Linked DNA regions of Homo sapiens: region 1 is linked to region 2. A link is a loop called in an ENCODE intact Hi-C map of the cell type or tissue named here. Cell type or tissue: OCI-LY7. All regions are shown on one strand. Region 1 overlaps PDE4D (phosphodiesterase 4D). Region 2 overlaps PDE4D (phosphodiesterase 4D).

Region 1 (8,000 bases), 240 kb before region 2:
TGAAACTTCCTGATGTGAAAACTTTTCACCTATAACCTCAAAAGTCAGCTATAGCTAATAGCTCATGAGTATGTTTCCACAATACTGAACATTTTGATAAAATACACTTTAAAGACTTCCTGATTAGAAAAGATTAAAAAAAAATGTTTTCCTAGGATTATACTGGAAATTTTGAGAAGCTTCTTACAGCACTCAAAAAGAGTTCTTGTGTATTTGTTGTTGTCTGGAACGACATCATCAAGGATCAATCACATTCTTTAAGGGCTAAGTACGTTCACAAAATTTCCATTTTTCTCTCCAAAGCACATGGAAATAATTTACATATAAATGAAGAAACATGCCACCCTTTAAAAATACCAGTTTCTTGACATATAGTCCAATGGATTGCTACAATTTCAAGTCTTTAATAGATTCAAGTTGAAAGGAATGGCATGTCATTTGAAAGCGTTTCCAAAGCACAAGGGCAGCCTTGTTTTGCAATGTTTCTGAAATATTTGGTTTAGGACATGGCACCAGAGGGCTTGGCAGTGAATACTCCGAAGAAATGTAAAGTTTAATCAATCCATGAAAATCAGTCCCAGATGTGGCTTACGAGTGACACCATGTTTTTAAACATAATCTGGCATAAAAAGTTCAAAGGTAATAGATATCAGAAATATATTCCTAGTGATAAAACTGTAGGTAAAGTTTATTTAAACCTTTATTATGAACCCACTACACGCATTATCTGTTTTATGTCTTATAGCATGTAAAAAGGTGAGAAAAACATACTGTCCTGAATATGCTACCAATCAGGTAGATGAAAGCACAAAAAAAACCCATTCATTCATTCACTCACTCATTCATTCAACAAGTATGTATTGAACTCCAATTCAGGGTTAGATACTCTTTTGGCACCATGACTGTGAGATCTGGTTCTTGTTCTCCGCTATCTCTGCGACTTTTCATCTTTAGTGGGGAGAAAAGACAGGTAAACAGTTGATTAAAACCTAGTAAGAATTAGGTTCAAGTTTTCACAGGATGTGGTGAAGCTCAGAGGAGAGAGCAGAGCACTGGTCCAGTTCTCAGGTCTGGGGCCTGGAGGAGAATTGCCAAGGGAGATAGAGATTGAGCATAGTCAGGGAAGGGTAATCCCAGCAGATAAAGCAAACTGTGTAAATACGGGGAAAAGCTAGCAGGAAACAGGCAACAATAAATTCATTGTTTCTGGAGACAGTCTTAATGGGACATGGCAAACAGAGAGAGGATACTAGTGAGAGAGCCAGGTGCTGCGTTCCTGATGGCCAAAAGGTCTTGTTGGAGAGTTTGTATTTTATCTTCAGGGATCTGGAAAGCCTTGAAAGATTTCAATCAAAAAGATATTTAAAAACATGACAGAGTAAGAGAACACTAAGTTCCTCACTTAAAAGTTATGGCAGACATTTCAAAACTGTTCACCAATTTCCAGTTTTCTTCTTCCAACCCCACAGGAAAATTGTACTTCCCTGCCTCTTTGAGGTTAACAAAGTTGCATTGCTTTGGAAAATGAAATATGATCCACTTTTCGGGGTGGAAGCATTTAATTGTGACTTCTGGAATCTCTAACCCTTTCTTCTGTCATGGTGAAGGTAGACACCTGTGGTTTATATGGCGGCATTGCTTTTGGCAATCACATGGAGACTGCTGGCCTGCGGGGTTCTCAGATCCACAGTGGGGTCGTCCGTTATTGGAGTATTATTTTGCCTACCATGACTAGTACACGTATTCAAGTAATGGAGATATTCTTATAATTAACAAGCTACTAGCTCTGATTTGTAATTTGCTCAATTAGACAAAGTTAAGTGTGTTCCTTGTTAAAAGTATTCACCTGTCTAAAGTTTCTTGTCTTAGTAAAGCAAGTCACCGCTTCCAGATTTTGGAAGTGGTAATTAACAGCGTTTTGCTTATGGATTTACTTATAATTAGTTTTTGTTTTTGGAAATTTGAAAAATGCAAAGTTTAAAGAAGAGGGTGTACATTTATTCTAATTACTTTTAGAAAGAAGTAGTACATCAGTAATATGGTCTCAGTGTTAAAATATTTTAAAAGGGACCAGGCATGGTGGCTCACGCCTGTAATTCCAGCACTTTGGGCAGCCGAGGCAGGCAGATCACCTGTGGTCAGGAGTTTGAGACCAGCCTGACCAACATGGCAAAAACCCGTCTCTACTAAAAATTCAAAAAAATTAGCCAGGCATGGTGGCATATGCCTGTAATCCCAGCTATTTGGGAGGCTGAGGCCGGAGAATTGCTTGAACCCGGGAGGCAGATGTTGCAGTGAGCTGAGATCGCACCACTGCACTCCAGCCTGGGCAACAAGAGTGAAACGCTGTCAAAAAAAAAAAAAAAAATTAAATAAAATGTAGATTAACTCCTGAAAGTGAATACTGTACATGTTTGCATGCATTTTATTCTTTGTACCTTGTGACTGCTGGCTACTTACTGCCTTCCTCCTGATACCAGTTTTTCTCTACTGCATATGTCAATAAATGTTTAGAAATGCTTGAAGAATACAGAGAAAGCCCAAAGTGTTTTTTGTTTTGTTTTGTTTTGTTTTGTTTTTTTCAGAAATGCATCTAAGTGTCTCCTTACAAAATGAGAGAATTCATTGATTAGCCATTCTTTGGACATGCTCTTAAACGTCCTCTACCAGAAGGAATTTCATATTCCTATCACAAAAGGGAAATTGCTTATTCTTATGTTTATAACACCAGATCTTTTATTTGATATATACTATGTGTATATATTATACAAATAAGCTCTTTATAAAAGATAACCATGAAGGAATTATTTCCTGAAACGGCAAAATATAAATTTGCCTGTAAAATCAGAATGCCCTAGCCAATCTTTTGAGATTTGACCAGGATGATCCTGTGGGTAAGGAAACTAACCCTTTCAAATTGCATGAAAATTAGAAGACAAATGAAGATGTTGTGAATGGAAATTCATTTCCAAATAAACCACTGGGATAAAAATCATTAGAATAATGCTAGTTTCAAAATCTATGTTTTTCCGTCTCTTTGTCACTCACAATTATTTCAAATATGTTCACTTTAAAGTACAGTATATATACCTAGTTAGGTTGAGTCATGTTTTAGAAAAATTCCTTAGAGTTTGTTTTTAAGCAAAACAGGACTGTTTTAAACAAAGCAGAACCTTAACAGGAAACTGATAACAGTGGCCAAGAAAAGCATCTTATTTTCTATTTTCTGTGTATTAGAAAGAAACCCTATTTCTCACTTCCTCATATGGTAATTATATCTCGGTGGAATTGAATCCTCAGGACAACAGGGCATGTTATTGTGAGATATTTTACACCTGGCTTAACCATTCTGTAAAATCAGAGATAGTGACTAGCCCAGAGGCTCTGTCTCACTTCCTTCCGGTGTTGCTTAGCTATTGATAAATATTAAGGTGCATGTGATTTGGCTGCTAAAATGAAGAAAGGATGTCAGAAGGCTATCAGTTTGCTGAATCAAACAGCATTGCCACAGGGCTCCAAGCTGGCAGGGCCCCTCTGGGCATTGCCAGGTCACCAAGGAAGTGGCTGGGTGAGGTGGCAACAGGTGTCAGACATGCTGCTGAGCAGATGATCTCAGCAGGCCTGAGGACAGAAGAGAAGGTTACCACACAAAGTGCTTAGCTGTGACCGCAGAGGAATTTCAGCATCAAAGGAATTTGAGTAGAAAAAGGTTTCAAATTTCAGTTAACCCAGGGTTGAAGCAGCAGGACTCATTGATAGAAAGAGAGAAGCAAATAAAAGCCCACACTAGTTAACATAACTCTCAAATAAGAATGCAATTATCTGCAGCCACAGTAGCCCATGGAAAGATATCCCTAACCAGTCATTCAGTTGAGACATAGGGACATCACCTGGGTGGAAAGGACCCTTACAGGTTGTGAAGGAATTATAAGTGACCATTAGTGAGTGGTCACTATGTACCAGACACAGCTGTAAGTGCTTTATGGCCATTAATTCATTCCATCTTCACAACAACACTCTGAGGTAAGTATTCATATTTGCCTTATTGTACAGAGGTAGAAATGGAATCATAAAAAAGTGAAGACATCAGCCCTAGCTGATACAGCAAGTACAGAGGAGAGCCAGAATATAAACCTAAGAAGTCTGTCTGTATAAACCATGCTCTTAGCCACCAAGTTTCACCATCCCTCACAGGGAGAAAACTGCAGAGCAGAAAAGTTCTGGTCTTACTCCTAAGAAGAGATGCACATTACATACATGAAAAGATACCAAACATGACAACATAGAAAATGATGGATGCCAAGTGAGTGCCAGGAACTATAGAGCTGTTGAAAGAGATTCATTGCAAAACAGGTTGGAATAAGCAAGACAAACTTGAGAAGTGGATTCTCACATTGAGTGTGAACAAGCAGGGGCAGTGTGATGTGGAGGAAGGGAGCATGTACTCTACAGGCTTTAGCTTCAGAGGGGCTTGGGTTCAAATCCCAGCTCTGCCACTTACAAGTCATGTGAGCTTGGGGAAGTTACTTATTCTTTGTTTTCTAGTTTTCCTATCTGCAGGGATAGAAAAATGCTATTTCAAAACACTATTCATGAAGATCAAGCAAAATTAGTTATAAGCAGGTCTCAGCATACTTGGTACAAGGTACACATTTAATATGTGTACTATTATCCAACTAGGGAGAGATAGAAAGGGAGCTTCAGGTGAGAGGAACAGCATAAAAAATGATCCGCAAAAGCCAGAAATAAAACTTCTATGAGCTCAGTTCAAGCTGACTGGGTAGGTAAATGTCTGCCATGAACTTGGAAGTGAGAGAGAATCTCCCTTGGACACTCATTAAGGGGCCTCAAAGCCATGAAGAGTTGCCATGTGGTCCTTCCAGTCAATAAATAATTTTGTCCAAACACGAGTGGAAGAAAAAATTAAGAGACACCCGGATGGGGAAAACCCATTCTCTTTTTGGTGAGACAATCTAGCCAGAAGGACACTCTCGCCAGCTAGAGCTCTGCATATCCAAACAAGCACAGGTAAAGTGGAAGAACTGACCAGAAGAGGAGAAAACATGAATTAATTAATTAATCAAAGAAACACCTGTAAGGTTCCAAGTAGGTGGCAGGTAGGCTGAGTGTTAGTGTATCCAGTCAGGCAGGTGGTGATGACAAAGGGCCCCCAGGAAACTCCCATTTGTGTGAGTGAGAAAGGCAAGAAAACAGCATGCACAATGCTACTTGAGGAGCGATGTTTGAAAAAGTGATGCACAGGTTGCAGGGGATGCACAGAAACTAGGGATGCAGCACTGGAGTGGGGTGAGAAGCTTCCAAGAAGAGACAAGCCTTCTGATGGGTCTCAAAGGAAGAGGAGGGTCTCACCAGGCAAAGGGGTTGGGGGACACATTCTAGTCAGAAGGAACACCATGGACAAAGGTTGATGAATGAAGCAGAATGATATCTTTAAGAAGCTGCAAAACACTTTCCACCAGGAGGGTGCAGCTGGGGTGTGGCACATGAGGTTGTGAAATCAGGTCCTAAAGAGGCTGGAAGAATGTGTAGGAAGGAGATGGGCTCCGCTTGGCTCTTAGGTCTCTGCAGAAGGAAAGAGAAGGAGAATGGGACAGGTGGTGAGACTGGAGGCCTGTACACTATTTAGAAAGTTACTGGGCCAGGCACAGTGGATAATGCCTATAATCCCAACATTTTGGGAGGCTGAACCAGGAGGATCGCTTGAGCCCGGGAGATCAAAACCAACTTGGGCAACATGGAAAAACCCTATATTTACAAAAAAATAAAAAATGAGCCAGGCATGTTGGTTTGCACCTGTAGTCCCACCTACTTGAGAGGCTGAAGTGGGAGGATGCCTTGAGCTCAGGAGGTTAAGGCTACAGTGAGCCATAACTGCACCACTGTACTCCAGTCTGGATGACTGAGTAAAACCCTGTCTACAAAAATGCTCTAAAACAACAACCAAAAAAACCCAGAAAGTTACTGCATGGAGCCCAGAGGAGAAATAGTTGCAGCATCACTGGGAGGTGTGGGTAGTGGGGTGAAAAGGCTATGGCGTAAGCCTGGTGAGGAAAGGCAAAGCACCTGATGCTCCTTGGCTTCAAGTACAGATGGCAAAGCAACTGGGCAAGGAAGTCCCTGGACAGATGCTCAGGATGATTACAGCTTCAGAATGCTGAAGTGCAGCTGTGCCTATGTTTTCTTCCTCCTGTCCTCTGCCACACTGTCCTTCGTCACCCTCTGGGGCACCTCCCCTCATATGAGAATTGAGAAATGGAGGGAGAGTACATGAGTAGTGGGGAGACACCAAGACAGCAGAGCATAGTGAAGAGAGGAGGAGAGGGGAAGCAAAACTTAAAAGAGACTCAATGAAACTGGGAGTGCTTTTGCTAATGCCACTAGGAAAAAGAAATGTGAAAATAAAATTTTATATATAAATACAAACACATGCATATGAGTGGGTGGGTTAAACTACTATACCACCTCTTAGCCAGAATGATCTTTTCTAATTAGATTAGGAAATGAAAGTGTTAGAAGACTGAATGGGTAACATTTGAATTTTCCTTTTGAAAGATGGGCCATATTTTGACTTTAGAGGAAACACAGATGGGAAGTGCATTCTTGATCTTGGAAATGTTGTGATGATCCATCACTGTCAGGGTGAAGTAAGGATCTTTAGCATGGCCACCAGAGCCTTATCTCCCACCTCTGTGCCTGCCTCCACCCTGGCTCTTCTGCTGCCTTTATATTAAACATTTGTTCATTCACCACATAAGGTTCTCTCTCTTGCCTTCTTTTCCTGGTTAATTCTTACTGATCCTGCAAATCACAGCCTGAACTACTCATCCTCAGAGAAGACATTCCTGATTTTCCCTGAACAGATAAAAAAACCCTTCACAGATTTTTGAACCCTGTGTGTCTTTCTCCCGTAGCATCTGATCCAGTCACAGTTTCATGTGTGTGTGTGTGTGTGTGTGTGTGTGTGTGTGTGTGTGTGTGTGTGTGAGAGAATGAGAGAGAGAGAGAAAGAGAATTTGATTAATGCATGTCTTCCCCAGTTAATCATAAACTCCATAGGGGCAAGAACCATGTCTGATTTGGCATCTACGAATGAGTGATGAATGCAAATAATGTTTGGCTATGGGGGGATGAGGTGTGGCCATGTAGGAAGATGATGTCAGGGTGTGGTACAAGGTTAAGGAAGCTGCAGCTAAAAAGGATGCCAACTTAATCTATTTTGGCCATTTTGTCTACCCTAAGTATTATGTTCACACTGTATTTCTTCTTTCTGGACTAAGAAAAAAAAAACATGTTTGCTTGTGGGGTCTTTTTTTCCTTCTAAAATATTAGACTGCAAACAAAGGCACTGTTGGGTAGTATATTTTTGTTAGCACCCAAGGGGAAATGACTGTGTTCTTGGGCTCTCCAATTTTTACATTACATGTTTTCTACATGAGCTTTCAACCTAATGTAAGAATTAAATGCAAATTTGAGGCATATGAACTATTTTATGCAAGATCTTAAAATTGTTTTCCTTGGGACGTTCATTGAAAGTATGGCTCATTACTGAAAATCTATTCTTCAGTGTGTTCCTAACCATCTAGCCACGTCAAAAAAAGTTGCTTTAATATCTGAAGCCAAATCGCTGCTTTCCTTTGTGATTACAAGGACTCTCTTGGTAAATCAGAGTATGGCCAATGTCCAGTTGCTAAAGGTGGAAACTACAAGTTACTATTCTCCTTAAGTTACCAGCAAGATACAGTCAACATGTAGTTCTTTGGTGTCTGTCAAGAAAGTACAGAGATTTATAGGTAAAGAAGTCAATTTTCTTATCATAGATATAGTTGTCATATGGAGAGTATGCTGATTAGAAATAATGAAAGCAAGAGATAAACTTAAATTGTGGAATTATCTGAGAATTTCCATTATCCATGTCCCAAGTTAACTGCAAACAATATAAAGTTGACTATATCAATTTTTATGTACAGAAAAACATTTGG
Region 2 (8,000 bases):
CCAGGCTTTTAGTCAAAAGATCAGGGAGGAAGTCTGGTGTCTTGGGAGAAATTTCTAGATTATAGGAGTCACTGAATATCGTAACTTTGAAAAATCCATTTTGAATCTCACCAGAAACACAAAAGCCTGTAGAAATCCAATTATACAAATTTACAGTCTAGAAAAGGAAAAAAAATGAAATTACTCTTCATGCACATTTAAGCAGAGTTTAGGACTGGAAAATAAACAAGGCTTTGGTAACTGGGGAGTGCAGTGCTAACAACACAGTTGCAGGTATGTGGCTGTGTGGGTTTGAGCTTGGCTCTGCCTTTTACCAACTCCGTGACCTTCAGTCACTGCCCCCACTGTCTTCAGCTTTCTCCAAAAAGAGTGTTGTGTGTCCTCTTGGAGGCCATACCCTGGGGTGCTCAGCACAGGGTTTCACACACAGTGACTATTAACTGGATTTTAGCTCCTATTATAATTACTAATAGCAGATAATTGCCTTATTAAAAAAATTAAAGGCAAGCCCCCAAAAGTTAAGAACATATGTACTTGTTTGCTTTTTCATCTTCTTAGATGACACTTATTTTAAGTTTTCTTTGTATGTAATTCATTCTAGCTCTCTTATTCAGCAGTATTTCTTTCATTTGAAAACAGCATAATATTTAGATGCCAAATGTGATCATCAAATGCAAGAATATGGATATCCCACTAAGCTATCTAGTTATGCTCAAACCCAAACAAGTAGAAAGCCCTTATGTACAAAGTGATTCTTTTCATGAACTTGGAAATTTTTCAAAATCAGGTTGCTGAGTTCTGATTTGGAGCAGCCTGTCGCAATACCAAATCACCTTTGAATAAACTTATCCTCTCAGCTTTTATTGTTCAGAATTGATTTCGAGGATAGAAATTCCATTTCCTTGTCATATATACCTGAGCCGTTGCATCAAATTGTCAGATCAAACCTAAAATGCAGCACTTCGCAGATGGAGGAGAGACATTCTCTCTAAAAAAAAAAAAAAAAAAGTCAACCAAGTCAGAAGTTGTGAAGCTGCTGAAAAAAGCAAAAATAAACACTCTTAAGCAGGAAAATAGAAGACCTGTTGCTTGTGGGAAATAGATTTTCTAGAAGTTAGATCAGCTGGAAATATTGTCATGGACATGCCAAAAGGCAAGTGAAGGAAATGTACTGAATGTTGTTGGCTTTGCACTAAGAGGATCTCAGGAAGCAGTTCACAAGAGTGCCACCACATGCATGGAAGGACCAGCTCGTTAGATGCTTTGGGCAAATAAAAATTTTCTGTAGAGTTATTTTGTTCTGCTGGAGCCATTAAGTGCTCCTTGCTACATGAAATGGTATATAGCCCTTCAAATGGGGGCATTTAGCAATATAAAATATATTTACCCTGTCCGTTCTTGAGGATCACTCTTTAACTGTAGAGAATATGTCTTCTAAGGCACCAGAGACATCCAGAGATAGAGGGCTGCTGATATTAATAACACATAAACTTTGGGTGAAGGCATAGGGGAAGCCAGCCCTCACTAGAACTCCACTATGCAGGCACCCCGATCTCACACTGCCAGCCTCCACAACCGTGAGAAAATAAGCATCTGTTGTTTAAGCATACCCTCTCTTCATAGGGATTATTGGAGCCTAGAAGAGTGCATGGACACTTTTCATTATTATTATTATTATTTACTAGATTATCACCCCAACAGAATAGGAACTGAATTCCTTTTTGCAAGTAGGTGTTCAATAATTATTTGTTGAATGAATGAATGCTATGGCTACTATATGGAATTTCTAGGTCAAATAGGAGCAGAAGGCTGGGGGTATGGGGGCTTGCACTTGTAATCCCAGCACTTTGGGAGTCCGAGTCTGGAGGATCACTTACACCTAGGAGTTACTAGCCTGGGCAACATAGGGAGATTCCGCATCTACAAAAAATAATAAAAAATAGCCAGGTGTGGTGGCCCGCACCTGTAATCCCAGCTACATGGGAGGCTGAAGCAGGAGGATCACTTGCACCTGGGAGGTTGAGGCTGCAGTGAGCTGTGATTGCACCACTACACTCCAGCTGGGATGACAGAACAAGTCTCCATCTCTCTCTCTCTATATATAAATGCCTGTGTGTGTGTGTGTGTGTGTGTGTGTGTGTGTGTGTGTGTGTTTGTGTGTATGAGACGAAGAGCAAAATTCAATTTAGTCATCGTACCCACATGTAATCACCAAAAAATTTTTTTTAAAAGCTATTTATAACCAAAAATATCTTCTATCAAGTTGTGGTAATATTACATGAAAGCCCATTTTGTTCTGCTGAGCACTTGCGTAGTTCTGGGAGTTAAAAGGTGGATGGAGCAGGAGAGACGTAAAGCACTAAATGCCATTAAGTAAGAAAAATCTGGAGTTCCTATAAGCAATTTTTGAAGTAGGAGAGGTACGGAAGGGTAGGAATGAAAGAAAAAACCCAAGCAAACCTAGCAAAAGGCTAACACCTTCCATATAGAAATCACTGGGTAACTGACTTTTTAAGAATATGAAAGTCTAAACACAGTCACTTCTCACATTATGGTGAACATTGCTTCCATTTCTTCAAACCATCAGTAAAGTGTGGTACAATGCAGAAATCCCATGTGTGAACAAGTTTTGTTTTGTTGGGGCAGAGGGAAGGCTGGTGGTTGGGAAAACTAAGGAAGGGGCTCAGTTCTACCTTGAGCCTCTGTGGTATGGAAAAAAGAGATGATGACAGCTACTGTGAGAGAACTCCTAAACGCAACCAATTTGGCTGAAGCAGAGATGTGGGGCCTGGTGTGATCAAGGATTCATAAAAGCTTTGGAGAGAAAGCAGAACTTTTCACAATCTGTACGATGGGGATTGCAGCCAATTTTATTTAGCCCTCAGGAAATAGGGTGACCCCAGTTGACCCCCAGGGGAAAAAATTCCCTATCTCATAAACAATAAAAATCTTAACTAAAGTTTAATATGATAGCAACCAGAAACAAGGCTTCCTGTTGTCCTCAGACAACCGAAAGTTCATATTCACACACCCAAGTAACCACACCCCCAGCCCCTGCACTGTGCAAGTGAACAGTTTCATTGACAACTTTGGGGTCTGTTTTGATCTTGGAGATCTTGGAGTTAACTGCAGAGAATGACTGGAGTGGATTTTATGAAGAGGTATTTTATAAATGCTTATGTGTAATGATGAGGGAAATTGAAGAAAGTGAAACAAACAGTAAAACCACATGGGAAGAATTCCCGCAGAACATGAGAAACAGAACTTGACTTAATGAATAAAATAACAGATGGCATCTCATTTTTTATTGGGTGTGTAAAGAATGAGAACCTGAAATGCAGGTTTGGTTATTCAAGTGAATTAGTAAAGGAGATTTATGGTTTTGGAAGAATCAGCAGTCATGGGGGGGCAGGAAATGGTTATAAGTGACTTTTAGATTCTGTGCTTGGGTGACTAATGACAAACATAGCATAGTAAACCATCGGACCATATCATGCAAACAGGCTGTGTGAATTAATTTTGTTTTGCTTTGTCTTGCTGGGGAAATTAGAAGGCTTAAACAAAGCAGAGAGAAGACATCTATTGGATTGTCCAAAATACTGTAAAATTTTGGCAATGTGGTATCTATACCAGGCAACTACAACTTCTGTCTTATTTGGTTTAGATACCCAAGGAAGTACAGGGGTACTCTGAAATTTACTTCGAGATACAAATCTTCAATTATTCACAAGCTGGCAGCACAGGTCTTTAAGTCTATTGTCCTTGTACTTCCCTAGAACACATCATCTTGGCACCAGATCTGCTTTACCTCTCAGAAGTTTAGAGCAAAATTCTACGAAAGGCAGGACTTTTAACACTCCCTCACTGTGGGGTGTTTAAAAAGACTATTATGGGGAGAAAAATGAATTGCTGAATAAGTAGTATGTGGAAGAAAGGTCTGTGTTGAATGAAGGGAGGTCTAGTCATTAAAAAAGAAAAAGAAGGCTCAAGCCACAGAGTTTTTATCGTGTGCCTCAGCCACTGGGGAAACAGTTTCAGTGCAGTATTATATATGAAATGTTTCCTATTAGAATCAAAGTTCCCACAATGGAACATGTGCGACAATACTAACTAAACACTACCATCTAGTGGCCAGTTTTGAGAACTACAAAAGCTCGCAAAGTGCATTAAAAACACCGTGAAAGAAATGCAACAACCAATGAAAAGATGTTTAATTTTCCCTTAGTATCAGGGAAAATAATTGATCACACTATATAGTAAATGAAGATATGTGTATCAAGTGCTGCTATTCTCAATTACCCTTAAAACTTAGATGGGCTTGCAGGGAGTCTCAAGTGCATGTTTTGCTGTTTATAGCACCAGTGTAGAGATATTTCCACCAATGACAAATAGGCTGTAAAACATAAAATCCTTTAGAAAAGTGATAAAAATACAATCAGTATGAGGACTTTGCTTCCTCTTCCCCTCCCCACCCCTACCCCCCTACTATCCCTCACACCTAACACCTCTCACAAGTTGCTATTGTATAGCTGGCATAGCTGGAGGAGTAGAAAGAGTGAGCTCACAGTCAGCAAAGCTGTGTGGTGCCTTTGTTCCACACACTTCTGGCTGTTTGAGCCTAGGTTAGTCACTTAACCTTTCTAAGACTCACTTTCTAAAAATACGCAAATATGTAAATTGTTGCTCTTCCAGTCTCCCTGGGTTTAGGGGAAAATAGAATGTGTACAAAAATGCATTGTAAATGCAAATGTGCCATACAAAATTGCTATTAGTTTTAAAATCTCTAAGTGAGGATGATGAGGATGTGAATCTGATATTTGAAGGTGCTAAACATTTTTTTAATTTTTTTTCAAAAAGCCATTTTTCTTAATATTGTTGATTTCCTGAGACAAATATCTTTGATCTGGGTTGAATAATTGTGGGAATTCTCAAGTTTATCCTGCCCCTATACACGCAGCAAAAGAAAGCTAATTAACTTGTCCAAATTTTTACATTGAATCAAAGACGAGACTGAGAACAACTGTCATAGCTTGAGTGTTGAAGTTTATCAATCTAGGAATCCTATTGTGTTGTTAATGTTTCCCCAGTAGTTTCAGTAAGTAATGTAAACCCATGAATCTAAATTATAAAATGGCTACAGGTAAACCATGACACCAAATTTCACTTCATATTTCATTATTCTAAGATACAAGGGCAGAACCTAAAGAAAGGGTAAAATAAAATGGACTTACATTAGACTTACTGACACCATCATTATTTGAGAAAGAGCTATTTCCTAGGTATATTTTAGGAACTTATCTGGTGATATCTATCTATCTACTAACTTTAGGAGTGGGGTGGAATTAATTCTTTTTACAAGATTAGTGAAGTTAGAAACAACTAGTTTCTAATTGATTAAATGTAACCTATTTTCAAGTATCTTCATATGACTGAAATCAATCTGTTTTATTTTCCAAACCAGTGGAATAGACACAGAGTCATTACAACCAGAATGACATGGCATTGTTACAAATCTTAGTATTAAAGCAATACTTCTGTTTTTATGTATAATTATTTTATAATGGAAAATGTCCCTCAAAATCAGACGATTTGTTCCACAATGAATCATCTACTCCAAACAACTCTGTTCCAATAATTAATGACAAGAACAACAAACACTTACCCACCAGATCCTTATGGTAAAGCTAACTTCAGACAGGAAATGCAGAACTCAGCAGAGTTCATTATTTTTCATTTCTAGATCAGAACAAGTTTATCTAAGACTCCAAATAAAGTTCATGCTTTGTGCAACGTGCAAATGACAGTTCATTATATTTTCTTGTTTCACAGAGAAAAACTCAGAAGGAAAACATCTACAGGAGATACAAATAAAGAAGGGCTAGGTGTTTCTGAAAATAATCTTCCAGAAAAAAAAAGTGGCCCTCTTGAAACTCATCAGGAAAAAAAGTACTTAAGAAACTCTAAAACATTTTTATGTGTTAGAATCACCGGGGTAATTTTGGCAATCTCTATGCCCAGATCACAGCCCACATCAATTAGAAGAGAACCTCTGGGACATGAAGATCAGTTTTTTGTTTTGTTTTGTTTTTGTTTTCATTTTTTTTTTAAAGTTCTCTAGGTGATGCCAACACGCAGCCATATCCCACAAACACTTTAGTTAAGAAATACATACTTTGAAGCAGGAAAGTAATGCCCTTTTTGGGGAAAACAGTCATTATATGATCACAGATTATTTTTATAACTTCCATATTCTTTTTTTTTTTTTTTTTTTTGAGACAGAGTCTCACTCTGTTGCCCAGGCTGAAGTGCAGTGGCGTGATCTCAGCTCACTGCAACCTCTACCTCCCAGGTTCAAGCGATTCTCCTGCCTCAGCCTCCCAAATAGCTGGGATTACAGGTGCAAACCACCACGCTCAGCTAATTTTTGTATTTTTAGTAGAGAGGGGGTTTCACCATGTTAGCCAGGATGGTCTCGATCTCCTGACCTCATGATCTGCCTGCCTCGGCCTCCCAAAGTGTTGGGATCACAGGTGTGAGCCACTGTGCCCAGCCTCCATATTCTTACATGAGCAAGAAGCAAGAATTCATTTTATCAGTATGTAAATTGTGAAAAAAACACATGCAGGTGAGAAGCAGGGGCTATAAGGATGAAATCAATGGGCCAGCAGAGAATACAGTGCATGAATTCAATAGTCCCTGCAGTGCTCCCTGCTAGGCAGTGCAGGGATATAGACAAATAGTGGCCTGATGTCTTTAATAAGCTGATAAATAGTTGGGGCCACCAATATGTAAACAAAGCAAGAACATAGAAAACACGCTCCAAATGGGTTACAAGCAGAGTTGTGGTGTAGGGCAGAGGAAGATAATAGATGCTAATGATTTAGGATGGTAAATACGACAACAAGAGTACAATCTCTACCTGGTTGATTCCAAGGAGTTTAAAAACGTAAATGCATGAATGACCAGAGGAATCCTCACCAGGGGAGTACGGCACAGGAATATAAACGTGACTTGATGTGCAGGCTCTAAGGCAGTGGTTCTCAGAATGTGGAGCCAGGTCTGCAGCGTCACTATCACCTGGGAGCTCATTAGACGGTACATAATTGGATCCCACCGCAGACCTACAAAATCAAAAATTCTGGGGATGGGGCCTAGAAACTCCTTTTTTTTTTTTTTTTCAATTTGTCTCTGCCACCCAGGCTGGAGTGCAGTGGCGCCATCTTGGCTCACTGCAACCTCCGCCCCCCGGGTTCAAGCGATTCTCCTGCCTCAGCCTCCCAAGTGGCTGGGATTACAGGTGCCCGCCATCACGCACAGCTAATCTTTGTATTTTTAGTAGAGAAGGGGTTTCACCATGGTGGCCAGGCTGGTCTCGAATTCCTGACCTCAAGTGATCCGCCTGCCTTGGCCTCCGAAAGTGCTGGGATTACAGGTGTGAGCCACCGCACCTGGCCCCAGCAATGAGTTCTTACAACCACTTCAGGGGATTCTGGCACTCCAGGTAATTCTGATGCATCCTAAAGTTTGAGAACGAGTGCTCTAAGGTTTTCTTGAAAATAAACAAATACATGAAATTGGCCATTTTATCATCAACATTCACTAAAGTAGATGGTAGTATGTATTCACTCATGCTTCAACACAGACAAGGTCACGTGGGCTAGGAACCATTCCACAGGACAGCAATCTTAGGTAAGGTCTTAAAATAGGAAATAGAAAATTAGTTGTTTTAAAAAGTGAGGGAGTAAACAGTAATATTAATGCAAACTTGCTGATTGCAGGTACTCAAAAAATAGTTACAAACTTGTATTTTATATATAGCTTATAATATTTTAGACTTCTGGAATGACCATGTCCCACTTTCTTTTTAATCCCTAACTTTTATTTATTCATTTTCTATTTCTATAGTTTTTGGGGTACAGTGGGTTTTGTTTACTTGGACACATTCATTAGTGGTGATTTCTGATATTTTGGTGCATCCATCACCGGAGCAGTGTACACTG

What was found. Hi-C counts contacts between places; a loop is a spot of excess contacts. Peaks named below come from ENCODE experiments on the same cell type or tissue, not always from the same donor. Only the 100,000 strongest peaks of a DNase experiment are listed, where the experiment ranks them.
Region 1: it touches region 2 in a loop (3-fold over the local background); 4 of 110 quality-filtered maps call a loop at or near these places.

The regions. Positions count from the first base shown.
Region 1 is chr5:59,559,580-59,567,579 of GRCh38, forward strand. The region is part of intron 1 of PDE4D (phosphodiesterase 4D); the gene reads right to left. It overlaps LOC107986347 (a long non-coding RNA gene), which reads right to left. Exons shown (of 2, transcript XR_001742409.2): 1 at 887-8,000. Among named protein-coding and RNA genes, the nearest start is that of MIR582, 140 kb to the right of the region's middle. RefSeq lists an enhancer at 3,319-3,969. In OCI-LY7, no CTCF peak of the experiment used is centred here; DNase peaks (open chromatin) are centred at 3,422 and 3,572; H3K4me3 peaks cover 1,390 bases; H3K27ac peaks cover 2,233 bases.
Region 2 is chr5:59,796,145-59,804,144 of GRCh38, forward strand. The region is part of intron 1 of PDE4D (phosphodiesterase 4D); the gene reads right to left. It overlaps LOC105378988 (a long non-coding RNA gene), which reads left to right. Exons shown (of 2, transcript XR_001742413.2): 2 at 1-856. Among named protein-coding and RNA genes, the nearest start is that of PDE4D, 94 kb to the right of the region's middle. RefSeq lists an enhancer at 4,334-4,864. In OCI-LY7, CTCF peaks have their summits at 4,123 (motif pointing left) and 4,325; DNase peaks (open chromatin) are centred at 3,047, 3,467 and 4,097; H3K4me3 peaks cover 1,826 bases; H3K27ac peaks cover 1,644 bases.